Regions from separate parts of the Mus musculus genome. Here all the other regions are linked to region 2. Evidence: chromatin loops called from intact Hi-C (ENCODE). Cell type or tissue: gastrocnemius. All regions are shown on one strand. Each heading gives the region's core, and the rest is flanking DNA. Links, peaks and the distances in the headings are about the cores only.

The links. Peaks named below come from ENCODE experiments on the same cell type or tissue, not always from the same donor. Only the 100,000 strongest peaks of a DNase experiment are listed, where the experiment ranks them.
Region 1: it touches region 2 in a loop (5-fold over the local background); 17 of 42 quality-filtered maps call a loop at or near these places.
Region 3: it touches region 2 in a loop (2.8-fold over the local background); 12 of 42 quality-filtered maps call a loop at or near these places.
Region 4: a loop joins it to region 2, with 2.9 times the contacts of the local background. A loop is called at or near these places in 7 of 42 quality-filtered maps.
Region 5: a loop joins it to region 2, with 2.2 times the contacts of the local background. A loop is called at or near these places in 9 of 42 quality-filtered maps.

What each region holds. Positions count from the first base shown.
Region 1 is chr8:114,968,203-114,974,381 of GRCm38, reverse strand. All of the region lies in intron 8 of Wwox (WW domain-containing oxidoreductase), which reads right to left. Among named protein-coding and RNA genes, the nearest start is that of Gm39257, 10 kb to the right of the region's middle. In gastrocnemius, for the core only: CTCF peaks have their summits at 2,798 (motif pointing right) and 5,344 (motif pointing left); a DNase peak (open chromatin) is centred at 2,802; H3K4me3 peaks cover 676 bases; H3K27ac peaks cover 2,242 bases.
Region 2 is chr8:114,537,911-114,544,089 of GRCm38, reverse strand. The region is part of intron 5 of Wwox (WW domain-containing oxidoreductase); the gene reads right to left. Among named protein-coding and RNA genes, the nearest start is that of Gm16116, 56 kb to the left of the region's middle. In gastrocnemius, for the core only: a CTCF peak has its summit at 2,764 (motif pointing left); a DNase peak (open chromatin) is centred at 2,715.
Region 3 is chr8:114,769,188-114,775,366 of GRCm38, reverse strand. All of the region lies in intron 8 of Wwox (WW domain-containing oxidoreductase), which reads right to left. Among named protein-coding and RNA genes, the nearest start is that of Gm16118, 64 kb to the right of the region's middle. In gastrocnemius, for the core only: a CTCF peak has its summit at 3,799 (motif pointing left); DNase peaks (open chromatin) are centred at 1,083, 1,675 and 3,784; H3K4me3 peaks cover 1,321 bases; H3K27ac peaks cover 1,611 bases.
Region 4 is chr8:114,449,754-114,455,932 of GRCm38, reverse strand. The region is part of intron 4 of Wwox (WW domain-containing oxidoreductase); the gene reads right to left. Among named protein-coding and RNA genes, the nearest start is that of Wwox, 13 kb to the right of the region's middle. In gastrocnemius, for the core only: a CTCF peak has its summit at 3,031 (motif pointing left); a DNase peak (open chromatin) is centred at 2,996; H3K4me3 peaks cover 350 bases; H3K27ac peaks cover 546 bases.
Region 5 is chr8:114,712,077-114,718,255 of GRCm38, reverse strand. Wwox (WW domain-containing oxidoreductase) reads right to left here. Exons shown (of 9, transcript NM_019573.3): 8 at 6,005-6,179. Among named protein-coding and RNA genes, the nearest start is that of Gm16118, 7.1 kb to the right of the region's middle. In gastrocnemius, for the core only: a CTCF peak has its summit at 2,380 (motif pointing right); a DNase peak (open chromatin) is centred at 2,390; H3K27ac peaks cover 1,410 bases.

The DNA of each region.
Region 1 (6,179 bases), core at 759-5,758, 430 kb before region 2:
AGCCCCTGGACCAACTCAACATGTTAGCCATGGCTGGCCTTAAGCTCCCCCCCAAATGTGTTTCTGTCCTGATGTGTCCCAAGTTTGTCTGTGGTCTTTCCAATCCTTCTATTGTTGGAAGATTAATTTATTTACCCCCTCAGCGTCCTCTGAGGTGGTGCCTACTTGGGCACTACCTTGTGCCCCCTCCCCTATTTGAATGGACTGTTTTCTTCCTCTCTATTGCCCTGGGAAACCATAGCAAGTGACCCTGGTGTTCCAGTCCTCTGTACATGGCTCTGTCTGTGGTGCGGGACCATGAGTATCAGAGCCATGGGTGACGTCTGGTTTATCTTTGATATGGCAGTGACTGATGAATGAAGAGGTACACTTGCTGCATGGTTCTGTAAAGGGATTTGCGATATCCCTTCAGGGTGCCTCATGACCAAAGCGATGACATGGGCCAAGGGTTGCCTTTTGTGTAAACACCACACCCACATGTAGAGACACACATCCATAAGTCTCTCAAGGATCTGGCTAGAAAACTGCCACAAGATTATGATGATGTGGACTCCAAGAGCTGGCAGTTCCCAATCTCTACTGAATTAAGTCTCCTGCCTTTCATCTGAATGAGTCAGAAGAGCTTTGTCCAAGGAACCAAACATCACCAAGTGAGATAGTTGTCCAAAGAGTGGTGGTGGTAGTGTGTGCACTCTTTCTCTCTCCCTCTCCCTCGTCCCCTCTCTCTCGGTGTATGTGTGTGTGTGTGTGTGTGTGTGTGTAGCGATATATTTATAAGCAACCTGAACATTTAGCAAAGACCTCTCTTCATCCCTGTACTCGTGCAATTCTGTTTTCAAATTCCTTTAAAAACCCAGAAGGAAAAAAAAAAGTGTGTTAAATTCAAATTGCCGCTCTCCTGTAGAATTATGTGAAGAAGTATGCCAACAAAGGTTGAGGCCAGTAATTACGTGGCAGCCGAGCTCTTGTTCTTGATTCTCATGCAAAGCACTGCCTGATCCCAATTAGCACGGGCTTGTTTTTGCCTCTCTTGGTGTGCTGCCTCCTGCCCACCTTCCGGGGACTCCTCCCTGTGGGTTATTTGTTCAGACGCAGTTCCAGACACACCACTGTGATTTCCTTCTTAATAAACACGATCCAGTGAGGAACGGAAGACAATGAGAGGCACCTGCGCTGCTATTATAACTTCTCGTTCCCGCCCACCAGCAGAGTGGGGCTATGAATAAGTGAGAGCAGCCAGTCTAAGAATAGTAACAGCACTTTCCCATAAACACACAGTCATAAAACTTCTGCTCACACCAAGGAAGGACAGGCGTACCAGGCCGACACCATTGTTGGAAACTTGGTAGGAATGTCACTCTGAGGGCCAAATGTTTGCTGTCCATGACCCAGCCAGTGACTGAGGACAGTCCCCATTCCATGCTACAAAACAAAACAAACAACAACAACAACAACAACAAAACAGCCGAGCATTCCTGAAATTGTGGCAAGTCCTAGATAATGTCAGACGGGGGAGAGTCAGAGCAATGGTAGAGAAAAAGATAAACAAACAAACAAACAAAACCATAGGCTGTGGTGTCAGAAAACACAAATTTAGGTTTGTCTTAGTGTAAGAAATATGTATTAAAGTGGGGCAGTGGGGAGATGTCTTGGTCAATACATCTCCAGTGTCTGCTTTGCAAGTATGGGAACCTCAAGGTGGACTTGCAGAACCCACAAAAAGACCTGGGTGCAGCAGCATGCTCCTGTGATTCCAGCATGGCAGAGGCAGAGAATGGAGGGTCAGGGGACAGGGAGGGTATGCTGCTGTTCAGCCTGTCTGCATGGATACTGTGAGAGATGCTAGCTATGGCCACAGTGATTTAGCCCGACTGCATGGATACTGTGAGAGATGCTAGCTATGGCCACAGTTATAGTTACTAGGTTTTTACAGAGATGTTATCCACAAGGCGGGAGCCTAGAGATGAGGACCACACTGGCCAGGTGATGGAGAGGAGAGCAGATCTAGGGAGAACACACATGCACACTGTTAGTCTCATGGGGGAAATTGAGTCCTGTCTCTGTTTCGCTGTTTCTTGAGGGCCTTGCGGGGTGGGAACATACATTCAACAAATCATTTGCCGTTGGCATCATTAGAAGGGTCCTTCTGAGTGTCTTTACATGCGTGCCTACCATCGTTATTTCTAAGACGGTTTGTCACCCGGAGCAGAACAGGAACCGCTTTGGCCTTGCTGGCTCTGAGGTCTTTTATTAAGTTGGATCGCTGCCTAGCTTTCTAGTGTGGTGTCTCTGTTTCTGTCCGTGTTACTGCCCCTCTCGCCAATCCACTCTTTGGGGGACCCATTCTTTGGGGGAAAAGGAGCAAATTTTAGAAGCTTCTCTAGAAGGAAGGCTTCCCACATCAGCATGCTAACTCTCAGGCGTCCTCTAAGCCCCCACTCACATCCACTAGGTTGCGGCTGCCTCCTCTTCAAGCGTGCCGTGTAGGCTCTGGCCGGAGGGCCTTTGCACTCGATGGCTGCTTCTTCTGGGTGAATGCTCTGCCAGTGACATTACTCCCTTCAGGCCTGCATTCAAATGCTGCCTTTCCTGAGAGCCCTGTCTTGAATACTCCCGGTCAAAAATGACACACCTGAGCCTTCTCATTTTCTTCACTCAGCTTATTTCCCCCACGGTATTTATTGAACATCTGTCCCAGCTGTCAACAGATGACCTGTCTTTGTCGTACCCAGCTGCCTTGGCCCTGCTTAGGACCAAGAACTGGTTCCCCTGTGCCGGCTGGCACCACGACAAACTTAGCCAGTAGAGGGCACTAGAGGGACACTGGAGGCCTCAGGCTCTGGTGTGAGGTTCTCTGGAGGCATCTCCCTGTGGGCAACTCAATCCTGTCCCCTAAACAGGAAACGTCCTAGCGTACTCCTCCTCCTGGGAGACTCCAAGTGACTTTCATGGATGGGCATCTCCAGTGTTATCCTGACCTGGGACTAGAGAGCGGCTTCCCAGAGAGTCTGACCTTCATGGAGTCACCAGCCACCCAGTGGCTTTTCTCCAGCCTTACCCCTAGAGACCCTTGCAGGATGTCCTTCTAGCTTGGGCACACTGTCTCAGCACTCCCAGTGGCAGACTCCTGGACTTGGAAAGAGTTCTCTGCCCCTTGATAATTCACACCCTACTGTAGGTAGTAATGTTTAACTTGGAACTTTTTTTCTGTCAAAAGAAGTGTGACGTTCCAGGCCCCCATCTGGTTCCTGGCTGACATGGTAAATGATCTATTGGGAACGAATACATAAACATAGAAGAGGACTTCAGTTGAGGAGGATTGTATCTGTTAATTACCCATTTCATATAACAGTCTCACAGAATGCAAAACCTTGTTTCGTTTACTTACTATGCCACCAAAGGCTAGGATGCACACTCACTGTTATGAGCACTGAACAGTTGTTTGGAGGTTGGAAGGAAGTAGCAAAGTAAGAAAGAGAAGCAGGGGTAGGGGAAGGGAAACAGAAAAAGAGCAGAGCATGGATGGATGGATGGATAGATGGATGGATAGATGGATGGAAGGATGGATGGATGGATGGATGGATGGATGGATGGATAGATGGATGGATAGATGGATGGAAGGATGGATGGATGGATGGATGGATGGATGGATGGATAGATGGATGGATGGGTGGATGGATGGATGGATGGATGGATGGATGGATGAAAGGATGGATGGATGGATGGATGGATGGAAGGACAGAGCATTTGGGTGAATGAACAGATGAATGAGCAACTGAAGGAATTGATGGATAGATTGGTGGGCAGACTGTAGGATGGATGACTGGGTAGATGGATGGATAGATGGACAGGTGAACCAATGGATGAGTTGCTGGCTTTCTGGATGGATGAATGGATGGATGGATGGATGGATGGATGGGTAGGTGGGTAGATGGACGGGTGGATGGGTAGTTGGGTGGATGGATGGGTGGATGGGTAGGTGGGTATGGGTAGGTAGATGGATGGATGGATGGATGGATGGATGGATGGATGGGTGGCCTTCCCCTAAACTCTCAGTTGTCAGTAGATGGTCTGAAAGAACACCTGGTATGGTTCAGATGATTTCCATTTAAACTTTCCATCCTACTACCAACTGATTAGAATATCAAAACACCTCGCCATCAAATGCCAGAGCCCGAGGACCACGCCTAGTCTTGTGACCCTCTTAGAGGAGCATAATCAAGCCGAATCGAGCAGAGGCTGGAAGAGGAGAGCATCGTCATGCCAACGCCAGACCTTTGCGGGGCTTGTTTCAATTCTGATGGTCAACATGAGTGAGTGGAAACCTGCCCTGCCTGCTCTTTGGTATAGCAGCCATCTTTTGTTAGCATGCAGGGGTAGTGAGTCCTGGCCTCCTCTCTCTTTGACTAGACAGTCCTGTCTATGTTGCCACCTAATCTCTGGTGAGAATATTCATTTTCTCGCTCCACAGAGAGATGGACTCGTAGGCTCCGAACTGAGCGTTTCATTGCACCATAAAACATACTGGCTAATTAAAATTCTTCACAATTAGAGCAACAAACTACATTCTAAGCGACTGAGCCCATTTTGTCACCTCTGGAAACTATAGGGAAAACCTGTGTGGAGATTAGTAAGCTCTGAAGGGCTTATTTAGTTATTTTTGGCCCTCAGATCTCCTTTGGCTGGCTTGGGGTTTCATTCTCCTTCGCCTTCCTTTTTTTTTTTTTTTTTTTTTTTTTCCTACTGAGGCCCTGTTCTTTTAGACTCATGCTGTTGTCTGTTTATAAAAATAAACCAAAAAGAAAGCTAGAAAATCCCAAAGCCACAGATTACAATTACCTAGTAAAACACATAATAAGAATATAATACAGCTAATGAAAGAGCATCAGGGTGTGTAATACCAGCCTCCCAGATGTAAATAACGACTGTCTGTTTCAATTACTGTTTTCTTTTTACCTCAAATTCTAAAGAGCAGCGGAGGAAATTAGTGCCCTTGAAACTCGAGTTGCTGGAACGTAGCCACAAGCCAAGGGAAAGTGGGGAAGAGACAAGGCATCGGAGTGTTAGACCTGGATGGTGCTTTCTTCAAAGAAGATGAAGACATGAGGGAACAACAACAAAAATCACATGAAAAGATGCTTGACACCATTAATGGTTAGGGAAATAGAAAACAAAGTCACAGTAAGATGTCACTGTTTTAAACTAAGAAGGCAGGGGCTGGAGAGATGGCTCAGCAGTGAAGAGTTCAGACTGCTCCTACAGAAGACCCAAATTTGGTTCCCAGCACTCATAGCTGCTACTTGCTTTAGGGGGAGTCCGGCGCCCTCTGGCGCCCTCTACTGGATTCTGACAGCACCTGCACTCATATGTGCACATAACCACACACACAGACACATACCCATAATTAAGAACAAATCTTTTTAAATAAAACTAAAACCTAAGGGCAAATAAAAAAAGAAAGAAAGAAAGAAAGAAAGGAAAAGGGAAGACAACTGCTATTGGCTAATGGTTACGATAAAGTTGACTCTCACAGGCTGCCAGCGTGAATGTAAGAGCACAGTCTTGACAAGTGTTAAAAGGTTGAATGTGGAGCCATTCTAAGGCCCAGCCATTTCGCTCCTAGATAAATTTTCAAAGGGACTGAGGGCGATATTTAAACAGATAGTTGTATAAAGGAGTTCCTAAGAGCTCTGCCCACCCTAGCCCAAAGTGTCCAAGCATCTTCAATAAACTAAACTGGCTTTTGTATAATGGAATATTACCGTTAAAAAAATATGAAGGAACTTGAGCCTGTCTCCCACAAGGCTATGGGTATATCAGGGATAATGGGGAGGAAAGACTGTAACAATCAGAAGTCATGGAGGACTGCTGCTAAATACTGTCTCCTAGAAATGACAGGGTCGTCGCATCCACAAACTCTCAGCAGCTATGGCTGCCAACATAAGACTTGCACAGGATCAAGCTAGCCAACATTCTAACAGGGGGAGGGAAGAGACTCACAAGTGGGGGGTAGAAGGGAGATATGATCTAAACATACTGTACTCATGTATGAAACTACCAAAAGACAAAGCAATGTTAGAAAGGGAATCTTGCCATGTGTTACAACAGGGACAGATCTGGAAGGCATGTGCTGAGTGAAGCAAGCCAGCCTAGAGCGTACTGTCAGACTCCAATTGTAT
Region 2 (6,179 bases), core at 841-5,840:
TTACCTAGATGCAGTCGGGGCAGGCACCTGAGAATAGTGACGCTGCTGCTGTTTTCTGCGTGGATGAGATGAGAAGTAGCCCCAGTGACCTAAGCTCGTGGGAAATGAATCTCCCCGGAGAACACACATTCTGATAGGTGCTAGCTTCCTCTTCCATGTCCTGGCTGATCTAGTTCCCTGATCTTACAACCTTTGATTTCCAACAGTGAATGCACCTTCCTTTCCACAGGGCCCCTGTACGTGGATTTGAGATCAAGCTTCCAGTCCAATGGCTCCCAACTTTCCCAGCGTTGCAGCCCCTTTAATACAGCTCCTCATGCTGTGGTGACCCCCAACCCTAAAATTATTTTGTTGCTACTTTGTAACTAATTTTTGCTATGTTTGTGGATCACAGTGTAACTAGCTGATATGGGGGTCATGACCCACAGGTTTGAGATGTGCTGCTCTAGCCAAAGAAAGCAAGGTCCTTTCTTGAACGCCTTTGAAAATGACTCACTTTAGAAACGGTCACTCTACAGGGGACAGTACTCTCCCTGGAAAGCTTTAACTTGAATCAACATGGTGAGTAGCCCAGTGAATGATGAGATAAATATATTCACCAGTGTAACAGAAATGCAATATCGGCTTCCCTTTTCTTCAATTCCCATGTTTAAAATTTCAAATGGTTTTCCAAGGCCGGCTGCCAGGAATGTGGTCCACTCAAAGCTGGTGCCAGTATGAACACTACAACCCTGTTCCCTTCCGGCACACACCACGGCGACATTGAGCCTACAGAACCAGGCCTTTCTGAGGTTCACTGGGACATTCTAAACGTGATTTTAGACCTTCCAAGTACGTGTCTCACTCTGGTTCCAACATTTCCCATGAATCTCTATATTGGATAGAATGGGCCACACTGAACTAGAAAGAACAAATCAAGAGAGGGGCTGAGACGCTGCTCTTAGGGGGGGGAAGAAAAAATGGAGCAGCCAGGACCAAAAAAGGGAAGGGAAAGGGTTAGATTGTTTGACGGTTGGTTGGTTGGTTGGTTGGTTGATTGGTTGGTTGGTTGGTTGGTTGGTTGGTTGGTTTCAGGAAGCAAGGCCTCCCTCACTATGTTCAGCCCAGACTGGCATCAGACTCAATCCTCCTGCTTCTAACTCTCCCATGCACTGGGATTACAACACAGGCCAGTGGCCCTAAAGTGAAGCTGTGTAGGATTCCATGGGGTCTGCAGGCTTGTGGCTTACATGTATGTGTGCCCTGCAGGCTCGTGGCTCACGTGAGCTAAGGACACTAAAACTGCAGAATTAACTAAGCCAAAACGCAGGATTTAGGTTCAGACTCTGAAACCAAAAGACGCTGCAAATAGAAACACTTGGCCTATGCTCTGGAAAGCCAACAATTAGGTTATAGAGAAATACCAAGTTTCTGACCAATTAGAGATGATTTAAATTATAAGCTATAAAGAACAATGTAGACGTAGGGCCTCCGTTTGAGTAAGAAAAAAGACATAATTTTGAAAATATTTCATTTTATTCTGTGCATGTGAGTGTGCTGCCCATGAACGTGCAGGTGCATGCTGGAAGTCGCATCCCATCTCCTAGAACTGATGTGAGTCACCATGCAGGTGCTGGGAACTGAACTCGGGTCCTGTGTAACAGCAGCAAGTGTTCTTAACCACGGAACCATCTCTCCAGCCCCTTAATTCTTAACTCCAGCTTAAAACGAGCGATTTGGTCAATGATAAGGAGCTTGGGAATCCGCCCGCCCCCGAGTCTTCTTCCTTGAAACAGATTTATGAAAACTTTCTAAGTATCGACAGTATGATAGTTAACTTCACTCTTGCCATGGAAAATCGATGTTTATCCCTATTGGTCTATTAAATCTAACCAAATTAAGAAGACGTGGATCAGGTGTGGGAAATAGCTACAGGGCTATAAAACTGGGGCATGCAGGTACTCCAGGGACAGACAGCAAACATCTCAATGCAAACCAGTCCTGGCATAAATGAGGATAACAGTGGCCCAATGACAAGAATAAGGGCAGGCAATGCTTGCTACATTTGACTGTCTTCTGCGTTGCCATTTATTTTGAGACAGAGTCTCAAAGTATGACCCAAGCTGGCCTCTGACTTCCAATCCTCCTACTGTAGCCCCCCAAGTCCTAGGACTGTGGGTGTGTGTCCCCATTCCCAGCTTAGATTTGAGTTTATCCATGAGTATCACGAAAGGTTCAAACACTTCAGAGTTGATGCAGAGCTACTAAGCAATAAAAGCCACCACAGCTCCAGGCTCACACAACTTTTCCCATATGTCTAGAATGGAGAAGAGACTTATATCACACCTCAATGATACATCTGTTAATGGATGATTACCTTGTTGTGTTAATGGGCTGGCCCTCCCAAAAAAAATCAAGTTTAAAAATGCTAAAATGTCTACTTTTTAGATAACCTGAAATTGTGACTTATCTAAAAGAATAAAATACGAACTTTCACTCAGAGACACAATCTATCCTGATGTCTTCTCTGGGTCACCTGCTACCTCACCTAATAAAAGTAGCATCTGGGCTGATTGGATACTTTGGTCTCTGAGATGAACTTCTTCTGTCCCATGCCCTGTCTTCTTTCATAAAGGCTCCAAGAGATGGCATCCCAGCGTCCCTGACAGTGTCCTCCTGTTGCTTTGATAGGATTTCTCTGTGGCCAGAGCCAGGTGGCCTTTGATGACTGTCTCTTTGCCAGAGAGATGACCTACTGGCCACGCTGGTATGGTGTCCTAGCGACATCTTGTGGTGAAATAAAATATAGAGATGCCTAAGGTTCCACCCATTTGACTGTGCCAGGGTTTGTGTCAACCCAGGTGACTCCTCATTTGCCCTTGCTTTTGTTCAAAAGTACAAAAAGAGCACACATTTGGGTCCAGTGGGTAAACAAAGTTAACCACAGATTAAAGCCAATGACTCCACAGAGGAAAGCCACGACCTTGACTTCCACAACGGACACATTCAAAGTGAGCCAACAGTTCTAGGTTCCCCTGGCCACAACCATCCCAGTGACTGATGGGTGAAAAAGGTGGTAGACAGAATCGAGGCACAGACATACACATTGGCAGCAACACACGTGCCTCGGATCCCCAGGTAATACTGAGCTCGAATGACAGAATCCCAGCAAGTGCCGTGAAAGATTGTTAACATTCAACTAGGAATTCTGTCATCTTGAAGCGTCCAACTCACGAAAGCTAAATGTTGGGTGTGGGAGATGAAAACTGGTCAAGACTGAGCCTCCAACGGACTAAACAATTACTTAGCACTGTTAATTGGTCATTCGGCAGTGACTGCAAACAGATCAAAAGTAAGAGCAGGGAGGATGATGACAGGAAGGGACCTCAAACTAATAGAGGTGAATAGAAGAAGACATCTGACTAATATTACGTGTTCGCTGTTGGTCAGCGAGGTGGTAAAGGCACTGGTCACAGAAGCCCTGAGAACTGAGTTCAATCCTCAGAGTCCACAGCGGAAGGAGAAAAAGAACTACTAAGTTGTCCTGTGACCTACATAAACACACACACACACACACACACACACACACACAACACAACACACACACACACACGCAGACACGCAGACATGCACACACACATACACATGCACACATGCATAGAGACATAAGCACAGACACATCAAAATAACAATAATAACAATAATGATAATGACAATAATAATAATAATATCATTGCATCCAAAGTCATTTCTCTTTAAGCCTTCAGAAGGCAAATGTGCGTAGGCTGCAGGTCTGTCGCGTGTAAGGGACCCACCATCTGGGAGCAGCTCTCAACAGAGCACGCCTGCTGGTCAGTACAAACACCTCCCTTTTCCTTTGACACACTGCCACAACCTTTTGGTCCGTGTGCCCATTTGCAGAGACCACAGCGCAGCCAGGCGTGGCCTTCCTCCCCTACTCAGGTGTGACAATGAATGAGACTGGGTGCACACATCTGTTACCTGCTGTTGTCCACCAGAGTGGCGTAACAGCGAAACCTCAGCTACACGACAGCAAGTCACAAGATCCTGGTGCGGAGTACACTCCTTCTTCCTTTTAGCAGCTCCTAGGCAGAGCAAGGAGCTTTCATTAAGGTTAGTGCAGCTGATTCTGCTGCGTTGCCGAGAGTGGTCGGATTTTCCGACAGAAGGCCTATTATGTCAGAGATGGAGACTCAACGTTGTAGCCACCCTTCTCCTAGGTCACGGGAGGCAGCATGGTTTGCATGGTGCAAACTGAGTTATAATTTAAAGTCCAGCCTGGAGTGCAGAATTTGGACATCGTACCTCAGAAGGTTCACCTCTGAAGGCTCAGGAACCCACTCGTCCCATGGGTGAAGGAGACCTGAAGACAGCTTGCGAAGAGATCACCGCCAAATGGTCTGCATGGTCTTCCATTGCACAAGAACCCAAAATGCTGAGTTTTCTTTTGCTTTGCTCTATGTTGTGGGGGTTCTTTTTTTTTTTTTTCTTTTTTTCTTTCTATTACTGTGTATCTGTTCTTTCCATGCAGAACTAGCAGGGACTGTGATGGCAGGGGCACAGTCATTTGCTTTTTTGAAGACATGGGTGGAGAAAGGGGACAATATGTTACTATTTGACACAGGCTACGGAAGTTAATCAAATTATGAGACCCAGAGCATGGGATGTAATTCAAAGTGATGGACAGACAGGAAGAAACCCGTTAATCTGAACGACTAAGAGGGTTAATAATCACAACAAATGCACAGGCGAGACTGTTCCAGAAGAAGTGACTGAGGTTATGAACAAGGGGAGGAAGTGGGGGTGAAGGCGAACTGAAAGTGGGGGAGGGCTAACCAAAGGCAGCGGGGGAGAGGGTGAACTGAAAGGGAGTTGGATGGGGGAGGGCTAACCGAAGGCAGGGGTGGGGAGGATGGAGGTTGGGCTAACCAAATGGGGAGGCCATTCCAAGAAGAAGCGACCAAGGTTAGGAACAAGGGGAAAGGGGCGGAGAGAGGACTAACTGTAGGGAAGGGGGCCAACCAAAGTAAGTGCGCTGGATGTCACAAAGAAAGCGTTCTCAAACAAACAACTAGCGGAGAGTGCAGCTATTGAGGCTGGTCACTGGATTTGAACATAAAATGATAAAGAAAAATGTCCGTGAAAAGTATTTGCGATACATTCTATGAGGTTACTATCTTAATACCCAAATATGCAAATATACTAATATGTTAGTACCCAAATATGCAAAAGTTCTTATTGTTCATAAATGTAAACTAACCCAGGACAGGAAAAAAAAAGCAACCTACAGAAGAAAAATGTGTCAATGAATCCACAAAGAGAGTTCAGCTTCACCAAGAGCGAGGGAGGCACACGGGAAGAGTCCGACCAACCTTTCCCTTAACAGCTTTAATTGGGAAATGTGACTGGTTCCTCGGGAAGACACAAGGAAGCTGCCCGGCAGCCTTGATTCAAGAGGGCGGTGAGTGAGCAGGTCTCCTCAGGACCTCCAGAGGATCTTACCCTGGAGTGAGCAGGCCTACAAATCGTGCCTGCTGTGAGCTTTTGCTGCACAGCTCCCTTCACACGAGAGGGAAAGCATGTGTCCAGCCTGCACCTCCAACAACTGGGGGTCGTTAAATCATGACAGTGATGCCTCCATTCAGATGCTGGGCAGCTACTGAGCATCTTCCTGTGTGGGATGAGTGGAATAGAGAGCAGAGTCCAAAACGGGTCCGTTTTCTTTCTTCGGGGGCATGTCAGTTATTTGTTTTTAAAGAACCTTATGGACAAACATATCTCTAGCATCGGTAATAGATAGTTGAAATGATCACCTCAAAATGACCAGTTCTTAAGGAAGAAGGGAGATTGTGCAGGGGATCTTCTGGTCCCTGCCCTTCCGCTGATACAGGACATCAGCTTCACCCATTTAGACACAGTGTAGAAGAGAAGCAGCCTCCATCCTGGGCTGTACGGAGGAGACAACAGCGTTATGTCTGAGGACTTGCTCTGCCCGTGTAAGTTACGGTGTCGTTGCACTGCTGGGTTGGAGTTTGCAGTCACACTAGCCAATGAAATCCATTTCTCGTCTCCACTGGCAGATGTGTCCTCACAGCTGGTCACAGGCACCACACTCCCACCACCAGGTCTCCGCACTGAATTCTAACTTCCTGTCTCTTCCTCCTGGTCTCCGGACTCCT
Region 3 (6,179 bases), core at 745-5,744, 230 kb before region 2:
GTTATGTGCTGCCTACTACGGGAGCTGGAAAGCAAACGTGGGTCATTTAAAAGAAGAGCAATGAGCACTCTTGATGCTGAGCCACCTCTCCCGTCTTTGCTTTTTCTTCAGTACGGTTTTATATTTGTGTGCATTTGTAGTGTGTATATGTATGCGTGTGCACGTGATGTTCACACCAATTCCCCACAGAGTCAACATTAGATGTCTTCCTCTACTACTCTCTATACATGCCTTCCCCTACCCCTTTGATTCAGTATGCGCCATTTCAGCTCAGTTGGCTGCCAGGGACCCTAGGATCTGTCTCTATCTCTACCTAGGTTTCCTCAGCTGGAGCCAAGTGCTCAGCCTTCTTAAGTGGGTTCTGGAGATCTGACCTCAGGTTCTCATGCTTATTCAGCAAACAATTTACCTGCTGAGCCACCTCCCCAATCCTTTCAAAATTAATTTATATTCAGATATTATTACCGTTACTTGTTCCTTTAAACAGAGCAGCACACAGAGAAATCGCTAGTGTTCTCTTCTATCAGAACACGGGCTGGTCCAGCCTACACATTTGCTCATGGTTGGGTGGACAGGTAGCAAGCAATGCTATCTGGGCTGACCTCTTCATCTGAGATCACCTTGTCTTCGTTAGAAGAATCTTGCTTCTCCTGTGTGTTCCACAGTGGTACAGAACAGACAGGGCCCGAGTCTTACTGTAGAACAGGCCTCTGGTAAGTTATAATTAATCAGCTTCAACCTTCTAACAGGAGCCAGCTGGTGAACGTGACATTGCTGGAACTGGACAGGTGTGGCAGTGAGACACACGGTCCCTTGCCGGTCACAGGGTATTCCAGTAGGTGGGTAGGACTGGGGAGATTCTGAGCGCCCACCTCTGAGGACTGGACAGAGTAAAATAAAAAAAGAGTGAAAGATTCCCTTTCATTTTTTTCTTCTTCTCTTTCTCAGGTTAATATGAAATTTTAGGAGCACAGGAGCGAGACTTCCGGCTCGACAGAGCGGCTAAGTCACCGAGCCGACTTTTCTCTGAAGCAAAAGCGATGTACAATGTTGATGTGTGCCAAGAACTCACTTGGGCATGGGGCCAAGAGAATGCGGCCTGTCAGTCGTCCGTGGGGGAACGAGAGAGCAGGGAGTCCAAGCACATTTGGAGAGATGCCTTACAGTTCTGAGGCAGCCTTTTCACGTCCACAGAAGCCCTGCCCCCCCCCCCCCCACCCAAACTCGAAACCTCTTGTTTCTGGCTCTGGGAGGCAGCTGTTGGCGAAGACATACCTCTTTGGCAAACCAACGTCATCCTCAAGCAGACCCTGTGGTGTGAGGGGTCTGGAAGGGGCCAGGCCAAGGTGGTAAACCTTCCTACCAGATCATCTCTTGTCTCTTGCATTCAGCCAAGGCAATGTGCTCTGCAGAGCCAACCCTTGCCTGTCTCAGAATCATGACTTGCTTGTGACTAAGTAGAGGCTGAATCGGCACCCTGATCCCCCACACCCCCCCACACCCCCCAGAGCCCTGGAGTCCCCTCCACACCCCCCCCCCAGCCCTGGAGTCCCCTCCACCCGCTCTTTACAAAATCAGTTCATCTGGGTAATTTTTAAAGCGCAGCACGTGGGCCAGCTGGAATTGTTTGCCTCTTCCTGGCCAAATGTTTGGGGCGCCTTCCAGCCTTCAGTCTACATGCTGTGTGTGTGTGCTAGCAAGATCTGGAAGGCACGTCCAGGACTGGGAAGGAGGGTGTTGCTGACCGCAGGACCCGCCAACTTCCCTAGGCAGGAATGAGAAAGAAGCCTGCTCTTTTTAGGCAAGCCACTGTCAGGCAACACTGTCAGGCAGTGATTCTCTGGGCTTGGATATTAATGCTCACATTCACTGGCTTCTGAGCTAAACCCCCCATCCCAGATCCTTAAAAAGAGAAGATGATTTTCCAGGGAAAGGAGTGTGTGTGTGTGTGTGTGTGTGTGTGTGTGTGTGTGTGTGTGTGTGTGTATGTGTGTGTGTGTGTGTGTGTGTGAGCTTATTTATGCTGCTCTTATCCAGAACAGGGCTGATAGGAAAGTCACTGGACAAGGGTCTGCCTGGCAGGATGCTGCCTGCCTTCCTTCTAGAAAGCAGGCTACTTAGATAAGGTGCAGTAGTGGCAGAAGTCGCCTTGAACACTTGGCAAGTGTGTTCATTTAGAAGGAAATAATACAAAGAGAAGGGCAGAATATTCTGTCTGCCTCCTCCCTCCAGCCACGGGGAAGGTAGATAATTAGACTTCATTTACAATCCAGAGCTTTCAAAAATAAGACCTGTGTTGGTTATTTATTTATTTATTTTTAAAGATCTTTTAACTTTGAAGTTCTGGAGATTGGGGCGGGAAGCTGCCTTGTGTGAAATGTGCCTGGCCTATTGTACTTGGGGGAGTCGGAAAAAAAAAAAAAAAAAAAAAAAAAAAACGGGGACAATAATAGCCCTTCACGGAGGAGACGGGATTGTGTTCAACACACCATTTATCTCCTTTTGGACACAAAAGCATATGTGCAAATATGTCCATTTATACATTCTTCTTCTGGGGGCCTGTGACTCTTCCAAGTCATTATTCATATTAATTAATGTGTGTTTGGTTTATAAACTGCTGGGCTTAAGAACTCAAGTTGAAATGTTCTAGGAAAGTCAATACCCCAGCACTGCCTGTGACAGGGTAGGGGTGAGGGGTGGGGGTGGAGCTAATGGGCTGGATCCAGCCTTCCAATAGGGTGACAGGAGCTTTACACATCTGGGACAAGGCAAAAGGCCCTGTGAAGGGCCTTATATTTGCTGTCTGGAGACCGGCATCCATTCTTCCACCCTCCTGGATCCACAGAGAGCTTCTCAGGATAAACTGGGTCATAGTTCATAAATTCTGAGTGTCCAAGGAAGGGGGGAAAATGATAGTATTACTGAAACACAGTCCACACAATTCTGTTTTCTGGAATGGCCCAGCTCTCTGGGCCTGTTAAAGGCAGTTCATCAGCAAAGCACTTTGCATTAGAGCCAGGAAAGGGAGCTGGGTAAAGAGGCATGAAAAAAAAAATACCAGAAGATGTTTGTGAATACTTTCCAAAAATTCCAGGAAGACATATGCGTTTCAAGACATGGATCTCGCTAATAAACATTAGGTCATAAAATAATTCAGTGTACATGTGTGGGTTTTAGAGAACACTCTCTGAAAGAATTTTTCTGGAAAAAAATAAAAGCAACCTTGCTGTTCACTGTTTTAAAACTCCCTCCCCCCCCCCCCAAAGAGCTATTTCCAAATACAACCTAGAGATACATTTTATTTCAGTTTCCCACAGATGTGTCTCTCCACACCTGCTATTCTGGTTATTTATTAACCATGTCTAGTTTTGTAGTTTCTAGCTTTTACATCTTTAAAGTCATTAAAACTCAACAAGAGAATTAATCACAAAAGAAATCTATCAAATACCGGTGCCAAGCACTTTTTTCCCCTCCCTGACTGACATCTTTAAAATGTATTTTAAGGTTATTTATTTCATCACACCCAGGGAATAAAAAAATAATAACTTGCAAGCCTCCAAGTTCAGAGAAAGCATAAAAATGTGATTTACTATTTATTATACAGTTAGGCACATGCACATTATACATTGCATGTTAATCTCCAGCGAGCTAAGTTTAACAAACTTGACAACACTACCGCTTGCTAGTGCGGAGAAAGAGTTGACATCTGTTTGCGTCCAGATAGGATTCCTTCTGTGTATTTTCTGGTAAACGGATAGAAGACCGGCTGTTTAAATGGGCAGCCGAACCACAGTGCCCCCTGGTGGAGAAACAGTAAATGCGTGCACTTCTCACAAGATTTTAGAGACACCTAATTGTTACAGTGTGAAAAAAAGTTTCAAAGAAAGAAAAAAAAAAGCAGATAGGAAGAGTTCAGTCCATGCGTGTTTTAATAGATGGAGAGTAAAGAGTTGCATTAAATTCTTCAAAATCACCTTGATCAGACATGGTGTTTGACAACGAAGAATTAAACATGCATGTACCCAGAAGAGTTGGTATTTGGAGTCGAATTGAGAGTCGCATTTGCAGTCAAACAGAGAGTCGCAGAGTATATGTATTTTAAAACTAAATTTATCCCAGTGGATCATCGGGCAGATACACACAGGTGGACTTACTTTCTGAATGCACTATGAAAACGCAAGAGAGCAGATCCCAGATTTTACCAGGGACCAAAGGACTCCATCTTCCCATCATGCCCTTAGCAAGCGCCTCCGATAAGCAGCTTACAGGGAATTTCCTCGGGTCAGACATAAATAGACAGTCTCAGGTTCCCTTAATCCGGGCGCACATCGCTTGCAAGTTAGGCCTCATAAATCTCAAACCCAGTCGAAGCGCACGAAACGAAATGTTCTTAGAAGGCGCAGATACATTAAATGAGAGCTTCGGCACCATGGACTCATTAATCACGCAAACAATACTGACGGCCTCGCGCTGATCTTAAAGGAGCCCCTCCTTTTCTCTGGAAACACCCTCCCTTCACCTCTGGCCACCTTGGGAAGGAGAGAAGAAGTCGGGAATGGATGAGCGCCCCTCGCTCCTTCATTGACGGAGAAGCAACATCGGTAATGGTTCAAGGTCGCTCGCACCTCAGTTGTGGAGTGAAAAGAGCCACAGTTTCCAGCGTTGCTAATCACGTTTTGCTTCCGATGTAAAGTATTTCAAGATATCTGTCAGATGGAGATGATACTGACAAGGTGAAAGTTCACGGGGGCGGAGGTAAACATGCTCACCAGGTGATGAACGGACAAACAGGACATGGATGCATCCCTACCATCGAATAGCATTCAAAAATAAAATAAAACAAAACAAAATAAAATAAAATAAAATAAAATGGTATTAGTAGAAGCTGTTAACAAGAAAAATTTGAAATCAGGATACCAAGTGAATGAAAACACACAGAACACCATGGACACTATAACTCCATTTTTCCGAGGTGCCCACAGCAGGCAAGTCCTTACAGACAGGAAGGAAATTAACCACTGCCTAGGGCCGTGTGTGTGTGTGTGTGTGTGTGTGTGTGTGTGTGTGTGGTGTGATTGAGGTGTCTAAGGATGCAGGATGATTTTTAGAGCTAATTAGATGTTCTGAGGTTGTAGATGTACTAAAGCAACTGGATCACACACACCTTACATGGATGGCTTACATGGCAAAAGTGTTCTGTATCCATTCAGCTGGTAAGATAAAGGAGGCCATGGAAGGCTAGGGGCGGATGGCTCTGCAAAGTTCCAGGGCAAGTCACATTTCCCTGATTAAAGGAGGAGAACAAAAAAAAAATGAACTAACCAAATCACAAGAGTAAACAAATAAACACCAAGACGAAGCGGGGTGCAGTGCTGGTCTCTGGAGACCTGGGTTCAGCAGGGCCCTGGATTTACTTTTCCAAAGGGTTCTCACTCAGCTTTCCTTCTTTCAGATCGGCAGCTAGTGATGAAAATTCTGATTAAAGCGGGTTTCACCCTGACTGCTTTCCTCTCCTGCTCCCCAGCTCCCTGGAGATCCGGATGCAATTATCCTGGAGCATCGCTGCTCTATAAGAAGTCCCCAGGTGACTCTGATGTCCAGCTGAACCTGAGGACCACTGTTGGGGGGGGGGGGGTTGTGAGCCAGCCTAACACCTAGAATACGGTCAGAAGGCAAAGCTGGCTGAGATCAGCAGCCGGCTTCCTAGTTCTCAGAGAATATCTCCTCCTCATCCCTTTAGGTTACGCTGAAGGTATGGCCGAGTTTTCACTGGTTGTCTGTGGGCCACTGTGGAAGGCAGGATGTCGTCAGTGAAATTTACCAAAACCTGCAATGAAATTTACCAAAACCCCCATAGTGTTTCCACTGACAGAGATATCAGAACCAAGTGCCTGCCTTCTTACCACACACAGGTATCATTCCAAAAACACCTTTGATTTTGTTTTCAACTGTGTGTGTGTGTGTGTGTGTGTGTGTGTGTGTGTGTGTGTATACACGCACACACATACACATCCTTGTATATGTTCAAGGAAGTCATTCTTGTTCAGACCTAGAGTTTTATGTGAATTAAATGGGGTCTTCAACCAGTGCCATGTAGGAATCTCCTTTTCCTACTCCACATTACTGCTGCTGAGTAGCTGAGGATATTGTGTCCCCACCTTCACCCCAGCCAGGCCTCG
Region 4 (6,179 bases), core at 671-5,670, 88 kb after region 2:
CAGAAGCAAGAGGGGAAGTCAGGCCGGCTTCTCTCTCAATTGCCTCTTGATCACAGGATTGAATATGTACTTAGAGTAAGGGACACTTTGAGATAAATTAACTTCTAAGAGAAAGGGACATTTTGAAAATTAAATTATACTGCATGGAACGAGCAATCAATCAGCAATCAATATGTATCTGATAGCCATGCATACAAAATGAAAAGGCAATTCATAAAAGAATAAGTACAAATGGCCCGGCGTGAAGAACGGCTACATCTTGGGTATAATCGGAGGCATAAGGATTTAATTGACAGTTTTTTTTTCTTTTTCTTTATGCCCCTTCCCAAGATTGGCAGGGACACGGAGCAACAACTGGCAATCAGATTGGTACAACAATTTAGGGGTGCAGTGTCACAGATCAAGATATTAAGATTAGTGGGTAAATCCGTCGATTCAGCAATTCTCCTTGCACAAAATAAGGCTGCAGAATGTCACAGATGGGTACAAACATCTAATTGCAAAATGTCTGCCTCCATTCCGTGGCTATTAAAAAGCTGGAAGCTACCCAAATGTGCCACACTGGGGAGATAGCTGGAGCCATATAATGGAATAGTATGCAACCATTTAAGAGGTGGAATATTTAATGGTAAGGAAAGATACATTTCACAGCCCAGTAGAAGAAAAGAGGAAAGCCACTGCCTCGGATCACAGATGCTGAACACTGGCATATGCTTCCAACTGTAAGGATTTTGAATTGTTTTTTTTGTTTGTTTGTTTGTTTGTTTGTTTTCTGGTTTTTTTATCTCTATTTTCTACATTCCCCATAGACAATACATTTAATAAAATAAATTTAAAGTCACTTAAATGAGAGGACACAGAACACTAACTCCATGTAACACTTGGCTCCTGTCCCTCCCGACTCCATGAGCACCCCTCTCGCATGCTAACCTACGATGAAGAACCCCAAGCAAGCATCCGTGCCTTCACCCTTGATCCACCTGGGGCTTGGAAACTGCATCTGCCACAGCCTACCCTACAGCTCCACCCTCGGTCCCTAGACCATCGGGGTCAGTTCCATTCTAGACCTGGGTGCAGAGTGAGTGAGCTTGACGGGGTATGTGCCATTACTTCTGAGGTAAGGAAAGGGGTGGGCATAGCACATTGAGCCCCGGGCAGGAACTCACACATATTCTGTACCTGTCCAAGGACCTAGGCACACTTAGGGTACTGACCTCACCTCTCTGTTCTCCTACTCTGGCACCATTTTGATACAGCTGCAAGCACTGAGATGAGGATTTTAAAAGACAGCAGAGCCCTTCTATTTAAAATGCCTGTCTGTATGATATAATAACAATGCATAAACACTAATCTGGTATCATTGAGTGTAAAGATAAGAATGAGAGATGTGGTTTGAAGTTTCTTTATAACCACATGTGAATGCTGGCTAACTTTGTTTCTGTGAGATCGGTTCAAACAAAGAGCCTAGCTCTGCTCACCTTGCTAATCAACCTCTACACAGTGAAGGTGAAGCCCCAACTCAGTCTCCAGCCTCCACACAGTGAAGCTGAGGCCCCAGGCAGCCTCCAGCCTCCCCTCCCTCTCGCCTTTCTCCCCCACCTCCCATCGACATCTCTCATGCACACACAGCATCTAGATCTCCTTAGAATCTAGGAAGGAATCTTCCCCTTGACTCTAATGGCAGCTGGCTGAATACAGTATATAACAATATCCAAAGAGAAAGAGAAGTTAGACAGCCGGATAAACAAACACTGAGAGAGACAGAGCGGGCAGCGTGGCTCATGCCTTGCACATCATGCCTTACTCGTTCTGTACCCCAGAGTTCAGTTTGGCAAATCACTGTGGGGACTTCATTTGCTAAATCAAGGGAAATGATGACCTTCTTGGTAACCTATGGGTGTCTTACATTAAGAGACCCTTGAAAGAGGCCTCCGCGGCCCAAGTGCAATTTTGGAAAAAGTTGAGAATTCACACGGGGGTAAATGTGCATGGCTGAAAAGGCACAAGACAGGACAAGACTGCTTCACACCACCCAAGGGACAGCCAGGGGTCCCAGCTGCCAGCGCCGCCTTTATTATCAAGTCTGCAATAATTCCCAAAAGCCACCTAGTTTTAACAATTTATTTCTTAAATAATGAACACATCAGCGCTTGAGCGCACTGAACATCTTCACTCTGGTGCAACAGCTCTGCTCTGGAACAGGTTCACACCCGTGGCATTTTTAGGCTCACCCATGTTCAAAAGAAAGGGAGAAGTCACTGAGAAGGAACATAATACACGCAAGAGTATCTAACAGAGTTTTATCCTGTCTCCACTTAAAATCTGAAAATAGTTTATAAAGCCAAGCCTAAGGTCCTTTCTTCTGGGCCACAAACGACCTGCTCAAACTTTAATGGTAATACCCACCCCCCCAACTGTGCAGAGGACTGGTTGCCTGTTTCACAGTCTGGCTGTTATGACTTCTTATTTAAGGAACAGATACCAAATCCAAAAGGACACATTTGCTTCTAGTAACAGAATGCATAGCTCATAAACAATCTAATTAAAATACATTATATCACACTAGATAAGGCTGCTGGGCAAAAATAAATAAATAAATAAGGTCACTGAGGCATTCTAAATGAACCTTAAACACGGGCATTAATATTTAAATATTACAATCCCCACTTAGAAAAAGAAATCAGATAATTGATAGGCCAGCACACTCAAAACCGATAATGCCAAGAAACACTGTCCTTGTGTAATTTGGCGGAACAAGCTGCTCCCTGAACACAATGGACCTTTTTGTTAAATGGGCCTCTTCGTCTTTGGCATTTTATACAAACAAAACAAAAACGCAAAGCCAAGAAAGAGAAAGATGACACCGGTCCTAGTCTTCAGCCAGGGCTCTATCACTGAGCCGGACATGCCCTAGAAGATATGTTGGGGAAGGAAAGGGCACTGTTAACAAAAGGAAAAGCCAGGCTAGGCAGCCAGAGAAGAAAACTCCGAGTGCAACTATCTCGAAGGGCAACAGTGCCCTCTAGTGGGGAAACAGTATAAACTAGATAAACATGGCTGCTTTTAGGTTAATTACAGGAAACAGCAATGCTTGTGTTAGGACTCGTACTGTGCCATTCCATTACATAAAGGCAGGGAAGAATAGAATCACTTTAATTGGATTTTATGCGGGAACATTTCCAAGTTTGCATGTGACACACCACCACACCTTAATAAGAGAGAAATCAGATTTGTAAACATTTTCTTTAAATTAGGGGTTTGAGCCACTTTGTCATTGAAGCATAGCAACAGGAACTTCATTTACTAAGCTGACACTATAAAAAAGTGAAAACCAAACCCAAGTGCAAATACAGAATTAACTGGGGCCTCAGAGGACAGACCCCTCTGGAACTGTTCAGAGAGGCACCTGTGGACACGTATACATGAATGTAATCTGTTGGGGGCCTGTGACTCATACACACACACTCTATACCTACTCTGCTCCTACCCAGGGTTAGCCGACTGCACGGCAGCAATCACGATGGCATTTCTAATGGCACCCGGTCTGGGTATTAAGGGTACCACGTACTACGATATCTAAGAACGTTCACATGTGAAGTGGCTGTTTGACTCATAAAATAATCATTTTTAATTTTTGTGTAATGCCAGTCAAGGACTTTTCTCAATACTGTCATAAAAATCTCAAGTGTCCAGCCAGGTGTGGAGAAAGCTGAGGCAGGAGAACTTCCCTGAATTGAATCTACTCTAGGCTATGTAATGAGACTCTGTCTCAAAGAAAACAACTTCCAATAGTTTCTCCGAAGGAAATAATTTCAGATCACTTTAGCTTAAGAGAACCGTTGTTGCAGATATAGTTAATTAACTCCCTAGGGGTCTCTTGGATGATTTAGGGGCTTCCCCTCTGCTTAATGAGCACAGAGTTCCCAAAAGGAAGATAACCCAAGGCCCCATCAGCTCATCAATGGGAAAAGAATGTAATGGGGAATTCCAGGACCCCAAACACAAGGACGCGGGCTTTACTCAAAAAAGGGGGTTACGGGGTTAAGTTCAGGCAGCCCCCAGCCTGGCTCAGGATCCTCTACAGCTCCTTAGGAAAGGTCAGGGCTGCTACACGGTCTGGAAGGAAAGCAGCCCAGAAAGGAAAGGGTTTACTCTAGGCAGGAACCCATCACAGTAACAATGGACAAGTGAAAGTGTGGCACTAACTCCATGCTGGAGCATCACCACAGGGTCTAGGGACAGACCCTCTAAGCCTACACATGAAGACACTGTACGGAAAGGATCCCGCAGGGCTCCCAGCATGAAAAGCTCATGCCTCTGCTCTGCTTTAAAGAGAACCAAGTGAGGGATGACTGACACCTTCCGTGTGAACCTCTTTCATCTCTGGGAGTGTGAACCTGGTGTGCGTGTGTGTGTGTGTGTGTGTGTGTGTGTGTGTGTGTGTGTGTGTGTGTGTGTGTGTGTGTGTGTGAACCTCTACAATAAGGCCTGGGGTGGTGATTACAATACTCTAAGAGGAGAGCTAGTTTTGTTTTTGTTGCTCCTCTGGCTGTTTCAGGGGGAGACCATGTATGACGCTGCCCGACATTATAAAGGTCCAGAAGGGAAAAGACAGATCAGAAAGAACTTAAAATCAAATCTGAGCCACTCCAAGCTTCAGACTGAAAGAAGAGAGTTCTGTCCTTAGCACCAGACACCAGATTGTCTCATGTGCTCATAGCTGCTATCGGGTTTCCAACACAGTTTGCCAAAAGCCTGACTGTTCCTCCAGAAATACAATGACAATATACCGGTCTCGATGAAGCATCAGTTGTATGGAACTCAAATGCCCCTCTGACATAAAGATGGGCAGCTGCTGTCCCACTCAAGGGACATGTGCCTGCCTGTGTCAGAGAGTGCTGCCTGACCAGCAAGCCAGCCTGAAGGTTCAAGGCAAGCAGCTTCCACACAGCTCTGTGCACACAGCCAAATCTACTCTCGAACAGATGTAGCTTAGGAAATCCATGGGCCCCAGGGAAGTGGGAGACTCCCTAGTCTAAACGCTAGACTTTCCCTTTCCTGAGACTCCCGGGGACTTAGATGCAGTCATCTCCGTGTTGAAGCCGTTTCCTTCTTTTTTTACAGAATCAGAGCCAGCCCGTGTGTAACTCCAAAGAGCCACAACCTCCTGCCCCTCCTGCCCCTCCTGCCCCTGCTGCCCCTGCTGCCCCTCCTGCCCCTGCTGCCCCTCCTGCCCGGCTGTGCTGCACACAGGGCAGTGAGCTGCTCCATTGTCTACTGGTTAGCAGGCTCCGGCTCTTGATCTGCTAGCAGCGGCTCTGGATGAAAGGATGGCTCCCCTGGAGCCTGAGATGCTGTTCTCCACTGAGGTCCACAAGCTACAGCTTTCAATCTAAAAGTCTTCAGGTTCAGAAAGCTGGTTAAACAAAGGTCAAGAGGAGAAGAGTGTTAGTTCCTGAGGAGACAACATTCTAGTCTTGTAGCTCACTAAGACCACGGGTAGGGGCAGGCAAATACTGATGGGGCAACCCTTCCAGCTATTCATGATGTGCTCGGTGCACTCTTCCTGTAGCCTGGGTATCCCGTTATCCCAGCCTCAGCTAAATGGGCTGATCCGAGACGCTGAGGCAACCCTGCCTTGGGTTCAGCTGGATCACCCAGAGTAAATGCTGAGTGCAGGCCCCACAGTAAAGACTTTGAGAGCCACATGATCCCTACTGTAATTACTCGACTTCTGGTGATACCCTAAATGTGCATGGCTGTGTTCCAATAAAAAACACCTACAAAATCAAGGAGGTCAGATTATACCCGGGGGCTGTAGTTGATCCACATCCAATCCAGAAGGCTGAATTCAGTTGACAGAGGTAAAGCCAGCTCACAACTGTAGAGAGAAGGGCTGGGAACTGAGTGTGGCGGGACAGACCCATAATCCTGTCGTGAGAGGCATAAAGATCAGGAGTTGGAAGCCAGCCTGGGCTACATTGCTAACGCAAGGCAAGGACACACAGCAAGACACTGTGTCTAAAACCAATGTTTTTCACGCCCTCGTTGTACTTCTGCATTGCCTCTGAAACCTCCTACATTCCAGGACCATCCTGCCCTTCCTTCCTGCTTGGAACTGAGAATTTACTCAACTGCCTTAGTACTATCGAGTATAAACATTCAAAAGTTAGTTCTGC
Region 5 (6,179 bases), core at 392-5,391, 170 kb before region 2:
GATACGGCCCCACTTTGCTTTCAGAATGTGTTCAGGACGCAGTGATCACCACTCCTGCAGCCACTTCGGAAGCATGAAGTGAAAGCCGAGACAGCCTTGAAAGGCACTTCCCACTTGAGGGACCAAGCATACCTCTGGATGCCTCAGGGTTACAGAATCTACGAAAAAAATTAAAGAAGACCCCCTAGATCTTATTCCAACCATCTTTCCATGTGAATTAGGAGCTCACAGCTCATAGTCACCGCACGGATACAGACATTTGACCCAAGGCAGGTTGAATTATTACAAAACGACTGAAGAGAAGCAGGGGAACGAAACTTTAAAACAACTGCCTAAAGATTCCAAGTTCTTGGCTCTTGTGAAACCCGCCACATGCCCGGGCCTTGGGACTAAGCAAACGCCACACACTTTAAAGCTCTGGGCAGAATGGAAAGCTGACTAATGAGCCCTAAGCTAATAATGATCACCTTCAGGTAAGAAGGCTGCAGGGAGGTAGCCCTCTGTAAGAGGAGAGCTGAGCCTCTGGAGAAGCCGTGGTGAGAAAGCTCATGTGTGGCCCGGCCGCAGAGGTCCCCAAAGTCTACTTTCCTGCCATACCTCGGCTTGGGGGAACACAGAAATCAGCGAATTCCACCCATGCTTGGAAGGCTCAAAATACTGTGATCAACAAGGAATATGGGTTTCCATGTTGCAGGGTGTGTTTTCTTTTCTCAACTGAAAAGAAAGAAAGAAAGAAAGAAAGAAAGAAAGAAAGAAAGAAAGAAAGAAAAAAAGAAAGAAAGAAAGAAAGAAAGAAAGAAAGAAAGAGAGAGAGAGAGAGAGAGAGAGGGAGGGAGGGAGGGAGGGAGGGAGGGAGGGAGGGAGAGAGAGAGAGAGAGAGAGAGAGAGAGAGAGAGAGAGAGAGAGAGAAACTGGAAAGTCCCTGTTAGTCCTGTCTCTCCTTGTATGGGGCACGCCAATATACCAATAAGGATTCAGACATGAGGTGGGTCCTTGAATGCACCTTCAGAGTAGCCAGCTACAGGCCTTTGAGGGATGTATTTTGTTAAAAATAGTAATTTAAAGAACAAATCAACATTTATTAGGCCCTTCATTATGCTTTAAAGTTGTACGACTATAAATCACCAGGCCGCGGGTTATCCAAGGGCAGAGTTACCCAGCTTGGCACTGCGTAAGGTTAGGAGAACGCTATGTTGTGCTTTCTCTGCTTGTAATTTATAGCTCTGCAACGGGACCTAGCATTGCAGGCCCATCCATTAGCCGGGTAGCCACACATCTGTTAGGGCTCCTTACAATGGCAGCCTTTTCATGGCTACAGGAAGAGAAACCCAATCCTTTCAGAAGATCTACAAACTCAAGCCATTTTAAAAAAAAAAAGTGAACTGATATGAAAACACAGTTCCCTAAAACATCTGCTAAGCTCTTGTTACCCCAACACATGATATTCTTTCCGACAGTTACCTGCCAACACAAATATTTGGTTGCTCCAAACACCCTTCAAGGCACGTGACTGTGCTCAACTTGAAATTTACACTCGGAGCCATAGAGGGCTGGCTTGGCCCTGAGACCTCTGGCAAGGAGGTTGTTTACCAGCGTTCAAAACTAATGTGGAAAAAAAAAGAGGGGAGTGGGTCAAGAAGGTGCTGTCAAATGCTTTAAAGAGGAAACATAACGACACAATCAGACACACATGGCAGGGGCGCTACGGTGTGTTTGACTAAGGAAATGGAGCTGGAAGGAGTTGGCGAAGGCTCTGGAGGCGAGGATGGCATTTTCTTGAACAGGCTAGGTAGGCTTTTCCTGGCACAGATGCAATTCATTCTGACCCTGCAGAAGTGTTGTGAGGGAAAAATAAAACAGGCAGATAGATACCTGAGGTGTCTCGAGGTCAGGTGCAAGTTGCCAAGGTGCCCCTCAGCTGAGAGCTTCGAAGCTCTCAAACGAGACAGCACACACCAATAGCCATAACCACCCTGGTAAATCTCTTACGCCGTTAGGTAACAGCACAGGTCAGGTTTATACTGATATGATGTCATTTGCACACCTTGCCGTATCATGTATGCTAACATCTGGCACACACATTACTATACATAAAACGCAGTTTAGAGGCAGAGGTGTCAACACAAAACTCCTTGGTGATGTGACTTCATCATGCGAACACTCTCAGCAAACTTTGGTTTCCTTTAAGACATTTTAGGGACTGCTACTGGTAAAAAAAAAAAATCTTGGTTTAAACAACATTTAAAACAGCGTATTTCCATTTTGCTCATTCTTTTTATGTTATCATAAATTCGAGGCGGGAGGAATAATCACCTCTCCCAGAACTCCTAGGACACTTGTCCTGTGGCCCTCTGGAGGAAGAGGGCGGCAGAGACATGACCTTGCCGGTAGGGGGCACTGTGCTAAGAATTAGTCCCCGTGAGTTTCTCATTAGTGATTATTATACTGCAGGATGCCCAAATGCAAAAATTAATTAATTTCAAAGTGATAATGCATTTACAGCAACAATTAGAAACGTATAACTGTAAAAGGGCAACATTTAAAAGACATATTACATTTAATAAAGTTGCACGAGAGCATCCAATTGTAAAATTACTGATCTGCAACAATAGTCCTTAAAGAGCCACTTAAAATAGCCCGACTCCATGAAGGGTGACCTAATTACGGTAACTAAAATCACCATAGTCACAGCGAGTCACAGCAAATAAAGAAGGGACGTTGATATTAAAACACTGCTGTTTAATGCTTACAGGGGCTGGCTGCAGGGAGGAGGGGGGCTGGGCTTCCTGAGCGCCAGGCAGGGTGGTATTTCTTCTTTCCTGGGCCTTGTACAATGGAGAGTATACCCAAGCTATGCCCATGCCACAGGGAAGAATGCTTTTAGCAAGGTGAGATGGGGAAGGAACTCTGAAGGACAAATGGAGTCCTAGCCTAGAGAAGTATATGGGCGTCTTCTCTTCTCCTTTCTCCTGGGCTCCCTCTGCTCTCCTCCCTCATCATGAGCTCCCTCCTCCTGGAACTCCATATTCCTTCCTCCAAAACTCCCTCCTCCCTCCTCTTGAGCTCCATCCTCCCGTCTGAAGAACCCAACAATATGGAACTCAATGGCAAAGTACCACCGGCCATTTAGACAGGTCACTGATATCAAAGAGGACCTAAACAAGACTCTGTGCCCCACGATGTTGTTAATCTCTACACCTAGGGTTGGAATCCTGGCACTCAGAATGCTCGCCAGGCCTACATAGTGAGACCCTGGCTCAAAAACAACCACATACAAACAAAGAAAAACAGTCAACAGCCGTAGCTAATGTGTGCTGATGAGATATCAAGTCCTGCTTCCTAGTTAATCAGGAATAGGAGAATGGAAACTCGCAGTCACTAGGGTTGCCTCGAGACCAGATAGATAGGTCTGAGGCCACCGCCTCAGGTTCTCCTACGCCATTTTCCTGTCTTGCCAGGAATCTTACTCCTGGAGTGATCAAGGTAGAGACAGAGACATCAACCTCCTCCTATACCCACCAGCAGATTCCCTATTTATCATACTAAAATCACTATAGTCACAGCAAATAGAATTATTTCACTTATTATCAATTTTAGCCCATGTCCCCTGTTATATCTGTCATCTACATTGAGGCACGAGAACTTTCTACACTCAGGTACTGCTCACAGAATCGAAAGAAACTAAGGACAAGGGAAAAAAAAGGTGCTATACACAGCACCCTGTACATGACATGTATGACTACTGAAACTGAAACTGAACAGAATTCAGAATTTCCCCAGCTGTACAACATATATCAAGGTCTCAATTACTATATGTGGACAATGGCCAGATGGTGACCACTAGACAAATCCTCTGTTCTGGAGTCCGTTATTTGAGGTATAACGTGGCAGGATAGGATGCTTGAGACAAATTCCCTACCTTGTCTTGATGGCCACAGGAAACACTGGAACTTGATTAGGAGAAATGCTAAGGAGAGCCAGTTGTTCTACTGTGCCAGGCAGCCGATGGCTGTCCTTGCCACCACCAGAAGGATAGCTGGACTTATATGCCTAAAGACCCAATTTTGATCATTTAAAAAAACAGCACCAGTAACTGCCAAGGATCTATAAGTTCAAAGGAAAATACTTTTATTATTTATCTCATGTGTGTATTTGTGGAACATTCATATGTATGTATGTATGTATGTATGTATGTGTGTGGTGGTGTGCACACCAATGGGTTCATGTATATAAATCCGCTGCAGGATATTTGACCACATCATAAAACCCAAGATTGTGCTGTTTACTAGAAAACGCTATTTCTAGTGGTGGTGTGGCTCAGCCTGAGTACACACCTTTAATCCCTCTAGCTGGAATACAGACAAGCCTTTAGTGGACACCTTTAATCTTAAACAATGAAAGCAAAGTTAGTTAAAGTACCATGCCTGAAAGCGATGTCTAGTTGAGTGGCAGACAAAGTGACAAATCAGAAAAAGATTTGACAGAACAGACTATGGCCAACTCTCACAAGAAAAGAGAGGAAAGGGAAAGCTACTTTGGGGGCAGTGCAAAGAAAGAAAGAAGACAGGAGGCAGTTTTACCAGACAGTTGTACAGAGTCAGATTGCAGAGAGAGAACAAGCTAGACACAGGTGAAGACAGAACGAGCCAGAGGATGAGAAGGAGCCAGAAGATTAGAGCAGAATGACACGGTCAATATGAGGCCAAGCAGAGCACTTCAGTAGGACACCAAGAGAATCCAGATTGAATCAGCCTACAGGGAAAGGAATTTGAGCCAGAGCTCAGAAAGAACAAGTCAGAGGTCAGCGGATTCAGCAGCAAGTCTCAGAGGCTGAAAACATTCTAGGCCTAGATAGGATTGTACAGAGGTTAGAAGCTTCCAGGACGAGGTATAGGTTAGCAGACAGAGGCAGTAAGACTCAGAGATGACAATTACTTCAGGCAAATAAAAGTTATTTTTACATATGTCTGAGGTAGATGTTGGGTTCTTCTTTTAACACCCTCTACTGTATCTATGAGCTATCTATCTATCTATCTATCTATCTATCTATCTATCTATCTATCTATCTATCTACCTATCAGCAGACTTCTCACTGCACCTGGAACTTCAGGCCCTGAGAGATCCAATCATGGAACCCTAACATTGAGGTTGCAAACACATAAAGCTACTCCCAGCTTTCATCTGTCTTCTGGGGGTCTGAATCTAGTTCTTAATTCTTGTTCAGAACACGCTTATCCCACTAAGCCATTTCCCTGGCCCCGAGCTCAGAAGGGCGACTGACCGAGGATGCTGTGCAACATGCACTTCTATATTCAAGTAACACTGGGCTAATGGATTCACAGAAAAGCTTTCACACACCATTGATAAAACAACCGACAAATATGTAAAACCTTCATATTCAGCTTTGTGAATACTTCAGTTCTAACCGCAGCGGTGAGATTCCTCCAAGAGATTTGTCTTCAGGGATATGAAGGATAAACCACACTCTAGCCACAAAGCCTTCTCCAGGAAGGAGCTATACCCAGACCTCCATTATAAGAAGCATCTAGAACATCCGATACAAAAACCTCACTGAACCAAGAAGAAAAGTGCCTACTAACACTCCCGAATCCACATTTGCAACTAACACACAGCACACGTAGCAAGTTCTATTTTGCAGTAGTTTGTGAATCAAAGCAGAAATCACATTGAGAGAAAACAAACCATTATTGTGTCCCTCACCCCAAACCTCCAAGGTTTTCAGGTGTTCTCCACCTAACACTGACAACCAGCATCTATTATCCAAGCCAAGACTATGGTAGAGCAACAGACACAATCTAAACGTGACGGAAGTATTGAAGAGCTTTTGCTAATGAATGAACAGGCTAGATGCTGTGTACTCAATCCCAGGCCCACCACAGCCGGTGACAATGACATCACAACTAGACATGTGGGTCTGGGTTTCCAGGCCCTTCTGTGACGGCGACTGAAGGCATCTGGGCGGTTCCAGAAGCCGCACACTTACCATGGACTTGGTGAACGGCCTGGCCAAGGTGAACAGCAGCTTGTACACCCATGAGTTGCGATGGATGGCTGAGTACATCATGTTCCCAGGGTGCACTGCGTTGGATGTGACCCCGCGCGGGGAGAGGCGACGGTGCAGTTCATTGGAGAAGAGGATATTGCAGAGTTTAGATCTG